Linked DNA regions of Homo sapiens: regions 2, 3 and 4 are each linked to region 1. A link is a contact called in ENCODE Hi-C or POLR2A ChIA-PET data. All regions are on one chromosome and are shown on one strand. The core of a region is the stretch at or near the end of the contact, and the rest is flanking DNA. Distances in the headings are between cores, read along the strand shown. Region 1 holds the start of HSPA8 (heat shock protein family A (Hsp70) member 8). Region 2 holds the start of HYLS1 (HYLS1 centriolar and ciliogenesis associated). Region 3 holds the start of TMEM218 (transmembrane protein 218). Region 4 holds the start of SLC37A2 (solute carrier family 37 member 2).

Region 1 (3,366 bases), core at 308-2,807:
AAAACCAACCTCACCTTCCCAAGGTAGGCTTCTGCAATTTCCTTCATCTTTGTCAGAACCATAGAAGACACCTCCTCTGGATAGAAGCTTTTGGTCTCTCCCTTGTATTCTACTTGGACCTTGGGCCTGCCAGCATCATTCACCACCATAAAGGGCCAATGTTTCATATCAGACTGGACAACAGCATCATCAAATCTGCGTCCAATCAGACGTTTGGCATCTGTAAAAGGTGTCAAATGAAAACACTTTCAATTTCATAGCTCTTCTGATAAAACTCAAGTCCATGATTACTCAAATACCTAACAGTTCATAGGTAGGTGAATTCAACTACCATATAGGTAGCAAAGGTTCAAACTTCAACCTCCTACGTTATCCAGATTTCAGCCTGAAAGGTTTCTACAACCTGTTTTATAACAGACTTGATAACAAGTCTCTCAGCTCAGTTTTTCTAAAATCAAAAAGTTCCCTCCTCACGTTTCATAAACTTTTGTGCTTCCTAGCCCTGTTATATTTGTTCTGTCATTTAAAATTAGGAACTCACCAAAAACTGTGTTGGTGGGGTTCATTGCAACTTGATTCTTTGCGGCATCACCGATCAACCGTTCAGTGTCCGTAAAGGCGACATAGCTTGGAGTGGTTCGGTTTCCCTGATCATTGGCAATTATCTCGACTTTTCCGTGCTGGAAAACACCCACACAAGAGTAGGTGGTGCCAAGATCAATACCAACTGCAGGTCCCTTGGACATGGTTGCTGAAAAAAAGAAAAATCTGGTTTAAAAATTCAATTAATCAAAATATTTCCCTCATCCCTTAACAGAACACTTAACCAGGAAAAACGTATGGCCACTGCCAAGAGGTAATAGTGCCCATCACCTCCTGTCTAAGCACGCGCGAGGTCCAGAACTAGTGCTGCAGTCCAGGTTGCCGTGCCAACCGCAGCAGAGCACGCCCTAGATGAAGGACCCATCTACCCAGACGGCGTGGGGCGTTGCTCAACACGTGGTCTTACCCCGAACTGAGCACTGTCTGTTCCCCTCCCTCGCCAGGTGCCAGTGCCCCCGGGAGTCAACGGGCTTTTAACTACTCCGGAATGTACCCCCATACTGGAAGCACGCCAAGAACAGCTCTGAAGAACCACGGTGGGACTGGACTAAGCAGGGAACTGGGTGAAAGAAAACGCTGGCTCCACTTCCCCGCGCGCCAGGCAAACCGATGCAGCAACCCTCCCCCGCCACGCGGCCGCCGGGCGTCTCCCAGCCTCCCCTGGGGCCACTGCGGCCCACTCCCTACATTTCCGTCCTGCCGGCTGCAACCAAATACCGCTGCCATCCCACCGAAAACTGAGGCCCTTTAAGCCGGTAGAAGGAGCCGCACACTCGCCTCGACGAGATTCTCAGAACCCCCAAGCCTCAGCAAGCCCAACAGGCCTGTGTGGAGGCTGCACGCTCCCAGACCCACAACCCAACTCTTGAGCAGAGGTTTTACCTGGGGTGTAGGCCTGGCTCCAATAACGAAGGAAGCCACAAAAAACCCAAGAGCTGCAGGCGAGTTCAATGAGACCGGTTTCCGCCCGCCACCCTGCCTCTTATACCCTATCTTAGAACCTTCCAGAAGGGGCCCGCCCCTGCTGCCTGCCATTACGGCTTCCCCGGCCAATAGACGCCCGGCTGCCCTTACAAGACCCAATCACAAGCCCGGCTCCACTCCTCGGGCCTCGCCCCCTTCCGCACCCACCCCACCGCGCTCCGCCTCACGATAACGCACTCACCGCAGCGTTCTGGAACTTTCAAGCTCGCCCCCGCTCTCCGGACGGCCCCGGGGAAAGGGAGGGTGGGGCGCAGCGAGTCCGCGCGCGGGAGTCCTCAGTTACCCCGGGCGGGGGAGGGGAGCGTCCACCTCTACGCATGCGCCCCCAGCTTCCGCGGGAGGGAGGGGGCGGAAAAAGGAGGAGGAAGAGGGGCGGGCAAACTTGGAACTAACCAATGATAGCGGCGCTAGCCGGGATCTTGGCCGGCACAGAACTGGGGGCGGAATCGCGCGGGGCCTGAAGGGAGGGGTTTGGGCGCGGGAGCCGGGCAGGAGAAGACGGAAGTGGAGCGAGGACAAAATGGCTGCGAAGGTTGTTGCTCCCCTCCCCCACCCACGTCCGAATCCTCCTTTCCATGCCCCACCTTCGTGTTCCAGACGGGCCTCTAAGTGCCCCGGGTTTCGCGAATCTGTATTTCATAGCGTGGCTTTGGACAAGGGCTGACCCCGAGGGGCTGGGGCGAAGGTTCCGGCTTCAGGGTGCCACTAGGGCTGCTCGCTCACGGCCCCCCAGGATTGGGATTGGAGGGAGCCGCCAGGCCGCCGCGGGGTGGGGCGGGTTAGCTCGGCAGGCCTCCCAGCACCTGCATTTCCCTACGGCAACTGTCGGGAGGCAGCCCCCGACGCAGAGGTTTAAGGGGCCCGGCTTTTCAGAACCGCCTCAGGACGCGGTCGTGTCTGGATCCCTCCGCGGAAAAGAAGGCGAAACCGCTTCTCTGAGCCCTGACCGTTAGGCCCCTTCCCACCTCCGTCTAGAACAGATTCGGCTTCTTGGCTCAGTCCTTCCCCAACTAGCCCAAGCCCTACATTTCCCCGTTGTTTATAAAATAAACAGGTTTAAATGGTGGCGAGTGTGTTCTTGGTTAGGTGAACCAGGCATTAGGAATCATAGGTTCCAGTAGCCGTGCGTCCTTGATTTAGACTTTCTGAACGTTTGTATTTTCAGTAACATGAGGTGATATCTTTCCTGGTTTGACTTTCATCAAAAATTAAACGACAGACCATACCGACGCTTTGAAAACGTGACTGAGCTGGTGCACAAAACAATGGTGCCTAGAATTTTGAATTGTGCAATGTTGTGCATGGCCGCGGATATGTGGGGCCTTGTGGTTCCAAGAGCCTGTCTCAGGTACCTTGAACACTCCCTGTATCCTTTCAAGCAGGCGAGGTAGCTGTTATTCCTATTTAGTAGATAAATAGGCACCGATGGGGGAAAAGATTTTTTAAGGCTACACCAAAAGAACTTTTAGTAGCAGGGCTGGAATTAGAAGGTCTCTAGACTGCGAAAAAGGCTGTCAGAAGAGCGAGGACATCTTGTCCTTGTCAAAGCCAGTAAAGGGTAGAGACAGACTCAAACATATGAAGAATTTCCTTTTCATATTTTCCTTTTGGGGAGGAATGTTGGCTTAGAGTTCATGGAGATATATTCTTAGCCTCTCCCACGTCCCAAGAATTTAATTTTATACAATGCTTTCACTACATACAAAATGCTTTCATTTGTCATTTAATCATCAACACAATTCTCTAAGGTGTGTATTATTCATCCCCATATCAGGGGAA
Region 2 (3,366 bases), core at 524-3,023, 2.8 Mb after region 1:
CTAATGCCTGATGATCTGTCACTGTCTCCCATCACCCCCAGATGGGACCATCTAGTTGCAGAAAAACAAGCTCAGGGCTCCCACTGATTCTACATTACAGTGAGTTGCATAATTATTTCATTATATGTTACAATATAATAATAGAAATAAAGTGCACAATAAATGTAATGCGCTTGAATCATCCCAAAACCATACCCCCTCTCTGAGCCATGGAAAAATTGTCTTCCATGAAACCTGTCTCTAGTGCCAAAAAGGTTGGGACCGCTGCACTAAAGGAGTGTTATGATATTGCAGATGTAGGGGCAGTCACTCAAATCTCCACAACCTACTTCTGTCATCTTCCCTCCTTTGTTCTTTCCATTTTCTTCCTCCCACAAATTCAAAGTGCCTTAGAGGTAGCACAAAGGCCCTGAGGCAAAGAGGGAGAGTAAGAGATAATACGAAGTGTTTGGAGGAAAAGGATTAAACATTTCTCCCCTCCCACTGAATCCTGGATTTAAGAAATGGTGTAAGATGAACTTGACAACTAGCACCTATTTGTTTAAGGTGGAAAATGCAATGCTCAGGACTCAAGACCAGTTGAGATAGGTTTGCTTGGTATTGACTAGGATATTGAACCCTGAGGGCCTCTCCTCTTGCTTTTACAGATCTCATCCTCAGCAATCCCCAAGCACTAGATTTTTTTTTTTTTTTTTTTTTTTTTTTTTACAGGTACAGATGCAAAAAGAGTTAAAACATCGGGTTTAAAAAAAAAATTAGTGGCTGGGCACAGAGGCTCACAACTGTAATCCCAGAGCTTTGGGAGGCCGAGGGGGTAGAATCACCTGACTAACATGGTGAAACCCCATCTCTACTAAAAATACAAAATTAGCCGGGCATGGTGGTGCTCGCCCGTAATCCCAGCTGCTCGGGAGGCTGAGGCAGGAGAATCGCTTGAACCTGGGAGGCAGAGGTTACAGAGAGCTGAGATCGCGCCACTACTCTCCAGCCTGGGCAACTGGGCAACAAGAGGGAAACTCCGTCTCAAAAAAAAAAAAAAAAAAAAGTTGAGAGTAACACCATGTGAAGGAGACAGGCACATTCCAAAAGAAAACAAGTGCATGTCGGAGCAAGGCAGTCGGTGGCTGGAGCACAGTTAGAGTAACGTGGGAGGAGCTGTGGAGACGCAGCCACGGGTCACGCCAGGGCCCTGCACACCATGCAGAGGAAAGGAAGAGCTCAGTGCGCCAGGGTTTCATACAGCCGCTCTCTCAGGCCCCAAGGAAACGTCTAGAGCGCACAGGCGGACTCACCCCAGACTGTTCGAACCGTCCCTGAGCGCCCGCCCTCGTCTCCCGGCACCACTGGCCCCGCAGCAGCCAGTTGAGAAGGGCGGAGGCTGATTCCAATGAAGTGGCAGACCGTTAGGCGGCCTCTCCAAAAAGCCAGCTATGTCGCCGTTAGCCAAGGTTTGAGGGTCTTCTCCTTCTCTTCGAGGGCCCAACCTCCCCTCCAGATTTAGTACACCAGAGGCGTCGCAGCAACGGCTGCTGCCTGCGCGCCTCAGCTAGGCGGGCTCGGATATTTTTAAGGCCACATTGGAAATCCCGGGCATGCTCCCGCCGGCGGAGAAGGCCCAGACAAAATGTGCGCCAATCAGGATACAGACTTGGAGGACGTTTACCCTCAGGACCAATAAGAGGGAGGGCGGACCGGGCCAAGGGTGCCGGTTCGCTCTCCGGATTTAAACCTCAGCGGTCGGCGGTTAACCGCAGGCTCGGCGCGTGGGCCGGCAGTGCGCCTGCGCAAGTTACGCGAAAGCTAACAGAATCTGCGGTGCTCTGCTGGCGACTGGCAGGACGCGGTGCAGAGAGCGGACTTCCGCGACGCGGGTAAGCCGGGCGAAGGCCGGAAGCGGAGGGACGCGGGGACCTGGTGGCTGCCGGCCCACTGCGGCGGGAGCCCTCGCTCCTTTTCCCACCGTCGGGACGGTGCAGAGTGGCAGCTTCCCTCCGTGGATTCCAGGTCCTGCCTGGCGAGCCGTCCCCAACGTCTGCGTTCCTGAGGGAGGCGGCCGGGGCAGCGTGAGCTACAGGCGATGTGCGCGGCGGGCCGCAGCCCCTGGAGGTCACGGTGTGCGCTGGCCGCCGCCGCGGTCTTTGCCCCGGTGGCCTTTCTGAGCTCCTGGGCCGCGCCCCTGGGACCAGGCGGAGGCCGGGGACGGCCCCAGGGCTGGAGGGGAGTCCCGAAGGCCGCTAGCGACCTGGGTCCAAGCCACGCCCACGGCCAGGCGGGGCGACTGCGAGCTTTGCCGTTGAAAGGCGGAGCGTGTCTTGTCGCCTTCTAGCTGCACCTTTTGTGGACTGCAGCATGGAACCGTCCAAGGTGTTTGTCCACCCCGAAATGGAAATAAATCTTTTTTATTCTAAACAGTATACAATCTCACTAAGCAGGCAAAGAAAAACATTAAGATATCTTTTTAGATTGGTAAGATTTTTCAGTACCCCATGCTGCTGAGAGAGTGAAGAAATGAAAGCAAGCACCTTTATGGCCTGTGTGCTGGGGATAATCTGTTTTTCTAGAGGGCAGTTTGGCATTATAAATCAGAATTCAGGCCGGGCGCGGTGGCTCACGCCTGTTACCCCAGCACTTTGGGAGGCCGAGGTGGGCGGATCACGTGAGGTCAGGAGTTCGAGACCAGCCCGACCAATACGGTGAAACCCCGTCTCTACTAAAAATACAAAAATTGGCCGGGCTTGGTGGCGGGCGCCTGTAGTCCCAGCTCCTCGGGAGGCCGAGACAGGAGAATCTCTTGAACCCGGGAGGGAGAGGTTGCAGTGAGCCGAGATCGCGCCACTGCACTCCAGCCTGGGCGACCGAGCAAGACTCTTGTCTCAAAAAAAAAAAAAAAAAAGAGAAAAGAAAAACATAAATCAGAATTCAAGTAGTACCATAACTTCTAAGTCATAATCCAATTCCAGGAGTTTATTCCAAGGACATAAATCGGACAAGAATGCAAACATAGTATGTACATGTTTTTAGCAATCCGAGCAACATTTAGTACGTGTAAAGAAGAAAGAAAATACTCGAAATTTCATCAGTCACAGATAACCATCAAACACTGTTCACATTTAGGTTTACTTCAGATATATTCATAATATATACCTTATATTTATGTGATTTCCTTATAAAATGTGTTTTAAATAATTGCATGTTACAAATATAATAAAGTATGTTAATTTAAAAGAACGTCAGTTAAGCAGATTATACATTATTGAGTCAGTAATAAATTGGGAACACATTTCTCTGTCAGTGTCGATACGCATTACCATTTTTAATGGATGCGTGGCGTTTGTTGCTATGGCTGTATTGTATCATATATTATTT
Region 3 (3,366 bases), core at 362-2,861, 2.0 Mb after region 1:
ATTTTATAAGCAAACTATACATTTTCTTACTAAGCATAGAAAAGAAGGGCTGGGTATAGTATAGAGTGCTGCTATAGAGGAAGAGAGAACATCTAGTCATTTTTATCTTATTTAAATGTGAGAATAATATCTGTGATAATTTCCCATATTAGAATAGCTAAATTATTGTTATTGAGTACAATACAATAAAATATAAAAACGGGTTCATGCCATCATTAAACCTTCTTTGAGAAGTGATGGCTTGGCCAACCCGATTTCAAGGGTAAGTCCATTTACTTAATATCTGTGGCATTTAAAGCAGGTAGACTGGAGTGAAAAAAAATAATTTAAATTTGAACAGTTCAGCAGCTGACAACAAAAGCAACTACAGGGCTAATGTTTTCCTTCTGTGCTCAATGCTGTGAGGTTTTTCTCTGAGAGAGTTTGTTCAAAACCTTTTAGATGTGTGTGTTCATTTAATGGTTGTTTCTACATACCCTTTCATCCAGCTGTCAGAGAAAATAGGAATAAATGGACTGATCCCTGCACAGGTAACCTAATGGATTAAAAATACGGTACTCATCACCAGGTTGATCATCATGAGCGAGAATACTAACTGCCATTATAAGATGACTTATAAGATGACTTACTATCTAAGACAAATGTGGATTCCTCAGAGGGTAATGTGGCCTAAGTGCTGCTGCTGGAGGGAGATATCTCACCCATCCCCCGATTTTCACACTGACTCAAGCCCTTGAAAGCAACAGAAAACAGTGGGTTACAAGGAGTGAAGTGCTCCTCTGGAAGAGTCCTTTTCACTTTGCTTTATAGCTGTTTTCCAAACCTTCAAAAATAACGGGGGGGGGGGGTTACTTTCACACTTTTATGTTTCTACTTTAAACACTTCACTATCTTTTGAATTTTAAAATATTAGAATAACGCCTCTACCTTTGTAATTAGATAAAATGCAAGCCTGGGGAAAAAATCAGTTGCCAAGCTCCCAAAATGCCACCGATGTAGCATCTGCTCTTAACACGTTGATAGAAAAAGGAGGATCAGTAAACCTAGGTCTCTTCCTTGCATCCCTCTCCTGGACGGTGTTGTGGGTTGGAAGCGCTGCAGAGCCTCGGTCTATCCGCTCTCTGGATCTCACAGCACTGCAGCCTGGGAACACCCCACTTGAACTCTAAGCTTCTCCCCAACCCTGTTGCAGATTCAAACTGGCGACAGGAAAACAATGCCCCCCATGTCTCGTCTTCAGAATGTGCACCTGGCCACCTCCCAGGAGCTAGAGAGGGATTAAGGTCTCGGTCATAAGAGATCTGAATCAGGCACTGACACTTCCTTTTCTTAAGAGCATGAAACAAAACAGTCCTTCCTTCTCTGCCTCCAATTAAGTATTTATTAGCCGGGCCTTGGGTCCAGATCAGCGGTAAGGGTGGTCTGCGAGGTCCGTGCACCGCCGTCCGCCCACGCCTTCTTCCAACCACCTCAGCCCGACCCTCCACTTTTCTCCCTTCCCCGCAGCCGCCCCGCTTTCCTCACCTCTGCCCCCTTCACCTGGATCCACTCTCCCCCAGGCTCTACTCACACCTCAGATTCCGGCGCGTTCCAGCCCACGGGGCTCTGGTTTACTTAGGGCGAATCACAAGTGGGCTTTCATTTAGGTGATTTAAGATTCACTAATCAGCGTTGCTCTTTCAACGGCCAACTTCTTCCTCATTAGCTTACGCCTAGCGCGGCTCCCGGCAACGCCGAGCGCGGTGGGTTGGCTCGTCACCCTTCGTTACGCCCTCCGATTGGTCGGTGCCTGTCAGCCTTTGGACCGACCTCAGTTCGGTTGGGTAGCAGCGGTCCGAGCTGCACTCCCCGCCCCCCCGCCACTCCACTGTCAATCACACCATCTCTCCGTAACTCATTGGGCCATTGGTCAGTCTAGCCTGAGGGCGGGTTGTTGGGCGGAAGAGAGAGACTTCTTCCGGCCTCACTCGCTGTCACCATAGAGATTGCCCATCCAGGCAGCGAAGCAGCAGGGCCAGGCAGCTCAGATCTCGAACTCCAGAGAACTGCACAGTCATCTAGACATCAATGCCTTTTCCGGGGCCTGATGAACATCTCAATCCCCAACCCACTAGCTCGAGTGGGGCGCAAGATGTGGTGGACAAGTCAGCTCAGGCCCGGTCATTAAGTGTCCCCAACAACCCTCCTGGAGGGAACTGAGGACGAAGCACCAGTTGTAATAACGGCACGCTTCATTTATCTTTATCTCGACTTGTTTTATTTGGTATTTAATTCTTCCATTAGCCTTGCGAAACAGACAAAGGCAAAGATCATTCTACCCACGGGACAGACTGGGGAAGAGGCCCAGGGTCCATCAAGTAAACCCTCTGCCGCCAGGCTGCTGGAACTGGAGCTGGCCCACGCTATTGGCAGACTGCTGTTACCTAACTGCCAACTAAAGCTTGCCATGACTTTGCTTTGAGGCTATGGCCTGTTAGACCAAAAGATGCATCAATCAGGACAACCAAAGGAAGTAGGACAGAGGCTGCGTGCTCCACCACTGAATCAAGAAGGGGAAACAAACAATAATCAATACCAAATTGGAGAGCTGCACCGTTTGAACCTTTGACCTTAAACAAAATTTTAAGAAATATCATGAAGCAACCTATTCAATCTTAGAGCACTGAATCTCTGATTTAAGGAATTCTCCTGAATCACAGCTTTATGAACCAAAAAGAAGAAGATGCTTGAATTTCATCAACTGCACGTCTCAAATTTATTCAACTTTCGAGGCTTCATTTACAATCACATAAAGTAACCAATGATTTGTTGTGCGTTTAGCAACTTAACATTACTTGGCCCAGTGAGAAGCTCTGTGGCTAAGAAATCCTTTATTTTGATGAATTCATTTCACTGGAACTGAGTGTTGACTGCAGCTATGTTCTGTTAGGAACTGCGAAGATATACAAGAAATGAGATGTGACTCCCATCTTAATAGCCCGTGGTTTTGTAATGTTAGGTCAACAACACATGAAACAAGTAGGAAACACTTTAAAGCAAGATATAACAATGGGCCAACCCTATTGTACAATTAATTTCTCCAAAATATAATAATACTTCATATTTGCAGAACATTTCGTAGTTTCCAGAGCACTTCTTCCCTTGTATTATTTGGGGGATATTTTGTTATGGCTGGAATTAATGTGTGTGTCTTTATCATAGAGCTAGAACTAATGCTGGGTCCTAGCATATGAGTAGGAACAGGAAAGGTGGAACAGAATCCAGGAGGAGAAAGTAGTTTGAGCAAAGAGGCCAAGGCAAGAATGAGCACTGAGTATCTGGAGAATAATATGGAGACAAATGATGGAAAGTAATGTGTAGACAAGC
Region 4 (3,366 bases), core at 570-3,069, 2.0 Mb after region 1:
CCAGCTACTTGGTGCACTGTGAACAATAGCCGTACTACCATGAGGGCATATTCCTAATGCCTTTCTTAGAGTCCCAGCCTCAGATAGGCATGGTCCCCTGTGAGGCAGGAACACAGCTTCCTGACAAATGAGCAGGAGTGACCCTTATTCTTGGCTTCTGTCTGAAATGGAAAGACAGATGTTCCACACTGCTGAAGTCTGGACAGCACCTCTGAAGCCCTGGAGATGGTCTCTTCCATTCCTCTGGTGATGTCCACCTACTCCTCAAATGTAGCATCAAGGAACTTCAGCTGCTTCCTTGGCTCAACTGGATTCCAATTTTATCCTTCCCTTTAGTCCCTCAGAAATAAGCAGCGTAGGAATAATTCCCTTCCTGGGGATATCAGCTCATTCCTCTAGTTTATTTGCTGCCCCTTAAAGGAGTACCTTAACCTGGGGTACCTGTGATTATTGACCCTAGAATGGGTCCATCATAGATTCTGGGACAGCAGGTGTCTCCTGGGATTGTCCCAGGCAAACCAGGACATAAAGTCACCTTACCTAGGTGGGTAATAGCCACCTAACTGACTTGTAAGAGTGAAATGAATATACCCCCAAGTACAGTGAGTGGTCTAATCAGGGGTTTGATTTAGTGAATTGCCGCTAATGACACTGGTCCTTTGGTGTTTCAAGCCTCTGCACCCTATTTGGGCCTCCCTTCTACTTATGCCTTTCTTCTTTTCTCTATTCCTTTACCTTTTGTCGTTGGCGTGTTACCGTCTTCATTTCTGCCACTAGACCTATGCCCCCTGACTGCCTGGGATTAACAGAGGCTTTTACAACTCTGCTTACCCTCTTTTTCTTGATTCTAGGGCTGGTACGAGCCAAGCCCATTATTCTAGGTCCTAATCTGTTTGGTGGAGTTGTTACTCCACTTCTCTGACCTTGCGCGTAGGGCCTGGGCACTCCTAGGAATTAGGGGCAGGGTGGGGTTAGGGCTGAAACCCATTTGCTCCGACACTCCTGTTTTATGTTCTATTAACTTTATTCCTCAGGGGAATACTTCCCTTTGCAGCCTTCTGTATTTCACCCTTGGGTTCATGTACAAGGATCTCACAATTATCAGTGGAAACATACCCTGAAATCTTCAGGCTAGAGGCAGTCACTTTCAGGACCACAGAAGTCCCTGCCTGGTGGCTGCTTGCCTCCAGAAAGGAGAGCAGGAGTGACTGCCACATTGTCATGGCGGGAGCGCGTGGGGGCCGGTGTCTGTGAAGCCGGGGAAGAGTGGGGTCCTGTGGAATATGAGCAGGGCAGGAAGCCCCAGCCTGAGCCTGTGGTGTGTTTGGGGCCGAATATTGTCCCCCCCCCGCCCCCGCCCACGAAAAAAACTCCTGCGCTCCCAGAAGGTGAGAGTACCGAGATTAGTCATGCAGGGCCGCTGAGTGTGACTTCCAGCCCTCCAGCGTCTCGTGTCCCGCCCGTGTCGGAGCCCATGGCTTTTTAGGACAGGAAGCGCTGCGGGGTAGTGCGGGCAGGCAGGCACGTCACACCGGACAGCGTCGAGATTGCTGCTTTCGGTTCCCCAGCGGGTGGTGAGGCAGAAAGTGCAGGGCGGAATGAGGAGCCCCAGCACCTCAGAGCTGTCGGGCAGTGGCGGGGAAGCAAAGCACAGGAGCGCTGTGGTGCCAGCGGCCGGGCTAGGGACGACTGGCGGGTTTGCGCTGGACCCGACCCCGAGGGCGGGCGCAAGGGGGCGGGCGCTGCCGTACTCAGGCCGCGGGGCCAGGGCGGGCCGGCCGGCGGGGCATTTAAACCCCGCTGACAGCCAGTCCAGCCCGGGACACGCGCCCAGCTCTGTAGCCTCCTCCGTCGACTCAGCCTTAGGTACCGGTCAGGCAAAATGCGGTCCTCCCTGGCTCCGGGAGTCTGGTTCTTCCGGGCCTTCTCCAGGGACAGCTGGTGAGCGGGGCAGGGGAGGGAGGCGTGCCGGGACCTCCTGGGCTCGGGGCTTGCAGGGGCCGCGGGGGGCCTCGGAGATCACCCCAGATCGGCCCCGGCGTCGCCGCGTGGCCAGGGGTGCTGGGGGGACTTGGTCCCGAGCTCCTCCAGCGGCGCCCGCCTCGGAGGTTGATAACCCTCCCTGCCCAACTCCGCCCGCGCTCCCCCAGACCCCGCGACGCTGGCTCGGTGACACTGGGGAAGAACAGGCTGCCAGGGAGGGTCTCCATCGTTTCCCGTTTCCATCCTCCCCTCCTAACACACATCCGGGGCGCCTTCAGAGCGCCTTTCTGTCGTTGGGCAGCTGGGGAACCTGGGCTCGAAGGCTGGGGAACCGAGGCCAGGGGATGGTAGAGGAAAGGGGTTGCCACTGGGGTTTGTGAGTGTCCCTCTTGGTCTCCTTTAGCCCTCGAACACCAAGGCCAGAACTCAGTGGTCCTGGGAGCTCGTCTCGAGGCCTTTCAGCACCTGGAAAGGGCACAGCTCTCAGAGCAGAGCAGGGCAGCCCCTCGGCAGTGGGAGAAGGGCTTCACAGAGGTTCTCTTCCTGACCGCAGGGACCACATGTTGGGCTGCAAGGTGGGGTGGAGGGGTTTCAGCCACTCTTCCTTAGAGGCGGTCAACCATTGGAGCAGTCCGTTTGGTCTGCACAGTTTTTAAAATATTGTGTTAGTTGCCATTATTTACAAATCATAAAATTTAACAAAAATAGCTAGATTCCAGACTTCTCTTGAACAATAGACGACGTGGACCGGGCATGGTGGTTCATGCTTGTAATCCCACCACTTTGGGAGGCCAAGATGGGAGAATTACATGAGGCCAGGAGTTCGAGACCAGCCTGGCCAACATCGTGAGACCACCCCTCCATTCCCCCCTCACACCCCTCCCTGTCTCTAGAAGTAAAAAAAGGAAAGAAAAGAAAAATGGATGATGTAGCAATACTGGGCCTAAATTTCCAAATTAAATGAATAGGATTGAGGAGTCCCCTTTAGATAGGGCAGGTGCTATTAAAGTGGCCAATTTGTCCTGGTTTTGAAACAGTCTTTTGTCGGCAACCCTCTCAATCCTGGGCAAAATGAGACAATTGGCTACCCTACACACTTTTTAATTGTTGAGAGCTCTCATCAATTCTAACCTTCTTCACTCGTTTAGATTATTTACCTAGTCTTTTTTGAGTTGGAGACTGTTAAAAGATATTTTTCAGAAAAAGATTAAAATCCTGACTCTCACAAAGACATAAGAATGAACCCATGTTAAAGATTTTCTTTTACTCATAATAAAGGAGGCAGAAGATGTTATAATCGGTTCAAAAGAGAATCTAGAGAGGGGGATTGGGGAATTATTGTTTAATGGGTATGGAGTTTCAGTTTGGGAACATGAAAAAGTT

What was found. A loop is a pair of places that touch in the nucleus more often than their neighbours do. ChIA-PET counts read pairs that join two places held with the same protein, here RNA polymerase II (POLR2A). Pooled maps may share reads with other maps.
Region 2: a loop to region 1 is called in a pooled map, with 25 times the contacts of the local background. The contact joins the promoter of HYLS1 here to the promoter of HSPA8 in region 1. A Hi-C loop is called at or near these places in 9 of 37 single-sample maps with no recorded cell type and 12 of 50 pooled maps. POLR2A ChIA-PET finds 5 or more read pairs at or near these places in 2 of 52 experiments (PC-3 and PC-9).
Region 3: a loop to region 1 is called in a map of CD8-positive, alpha-beta T cell, with 24 times the contacts of the local background. The contact joins the promoter of TMEM218 here to the promoter of HSPA8 in region 1. A Hi-C loop is called at or near these places in 2 of 168 maps with a recorded cell type or tissue (CD8-positive, alpha-beta T cell and OCI-LY7), 2 of 37 single-sample maps with no recorded cell type and 11 of 50 pooled maps.
Region 4: a loop to region 1 is called in a map with no recorded cell type, with 11 times the contacts of the local background. The contact joins the promoter of SLC37A2 here to the promoter of HSPA8 in region 1. A Hi-C loop is called at or near these places in 13 of 37 single-sample maps with no recorded cell type and 4 of 50 pooled maps.

The regions. Positions count from the first base shown.
Region 1 is chr11:123,060,579-123,063,944 of GRCh38, forward strand. HSPA8 (heat shock protein family A (Hsp70) member 8) reads right to left here and starts at 1,558. Exons shown (of 9, transcript NM_006597.6): 1 at 1,486-1,558; 2 at 542-751; 3 at 15-220. The coding sequence starts at 746. It overlaps LOC124902775 (a long non-coding RNA gene), which reads left to right and starts at 2,084. Exons shown (of 2, transcript XR_007062927.1): 1 at 2,084-2,953. RefSeq lists enhancers at 1,307-1,476, 2,037-2,306 and a silencer at 1,627-2,016.
Region 2 is chr11:125,885,895-125,889,260 of GRCh38, forward strand. HYLS1 (HYLS1 centriolar and ciliogenesis associated) reads left to right here and starts at 1,774. Exons shown (of 3, transcript NM_001134793.2): 1 at 1,774-1,871. RefSeq lists an enhancer at 1,482-1,531 and silencers at 1,672-1,721, 1,812-1,861, 1,962-2,351.
Region 3 is chr11:125,110,015-125,113,380 of GRCh38, forward strand. It overlaps TMEM218 (transmembrane protein 218), which reads right to left and starts at 1,612. Exons shown (of 5, transcript NM_001258244.2): 1 at 1,525-1,612. RefSeq lists enhancers at 1,307-1,396, 1,752-2,664, 2,027-2,206 and a silencer at 1,867-1,936.
Region 4 is chr11:125,061,486-125,064,851 of GRCh38, forward strand. It overlaps SLC37A2 (solute carrier family 37 member 2), which reads left to right and starts at 1,820. Exons shown (of 18, transcript NM_001145290.2): 1 at 1,820-1,941. The coding sequence starts at 1,883. RefSeq lists silencers at 1,629-1,818, 2,029-2,108.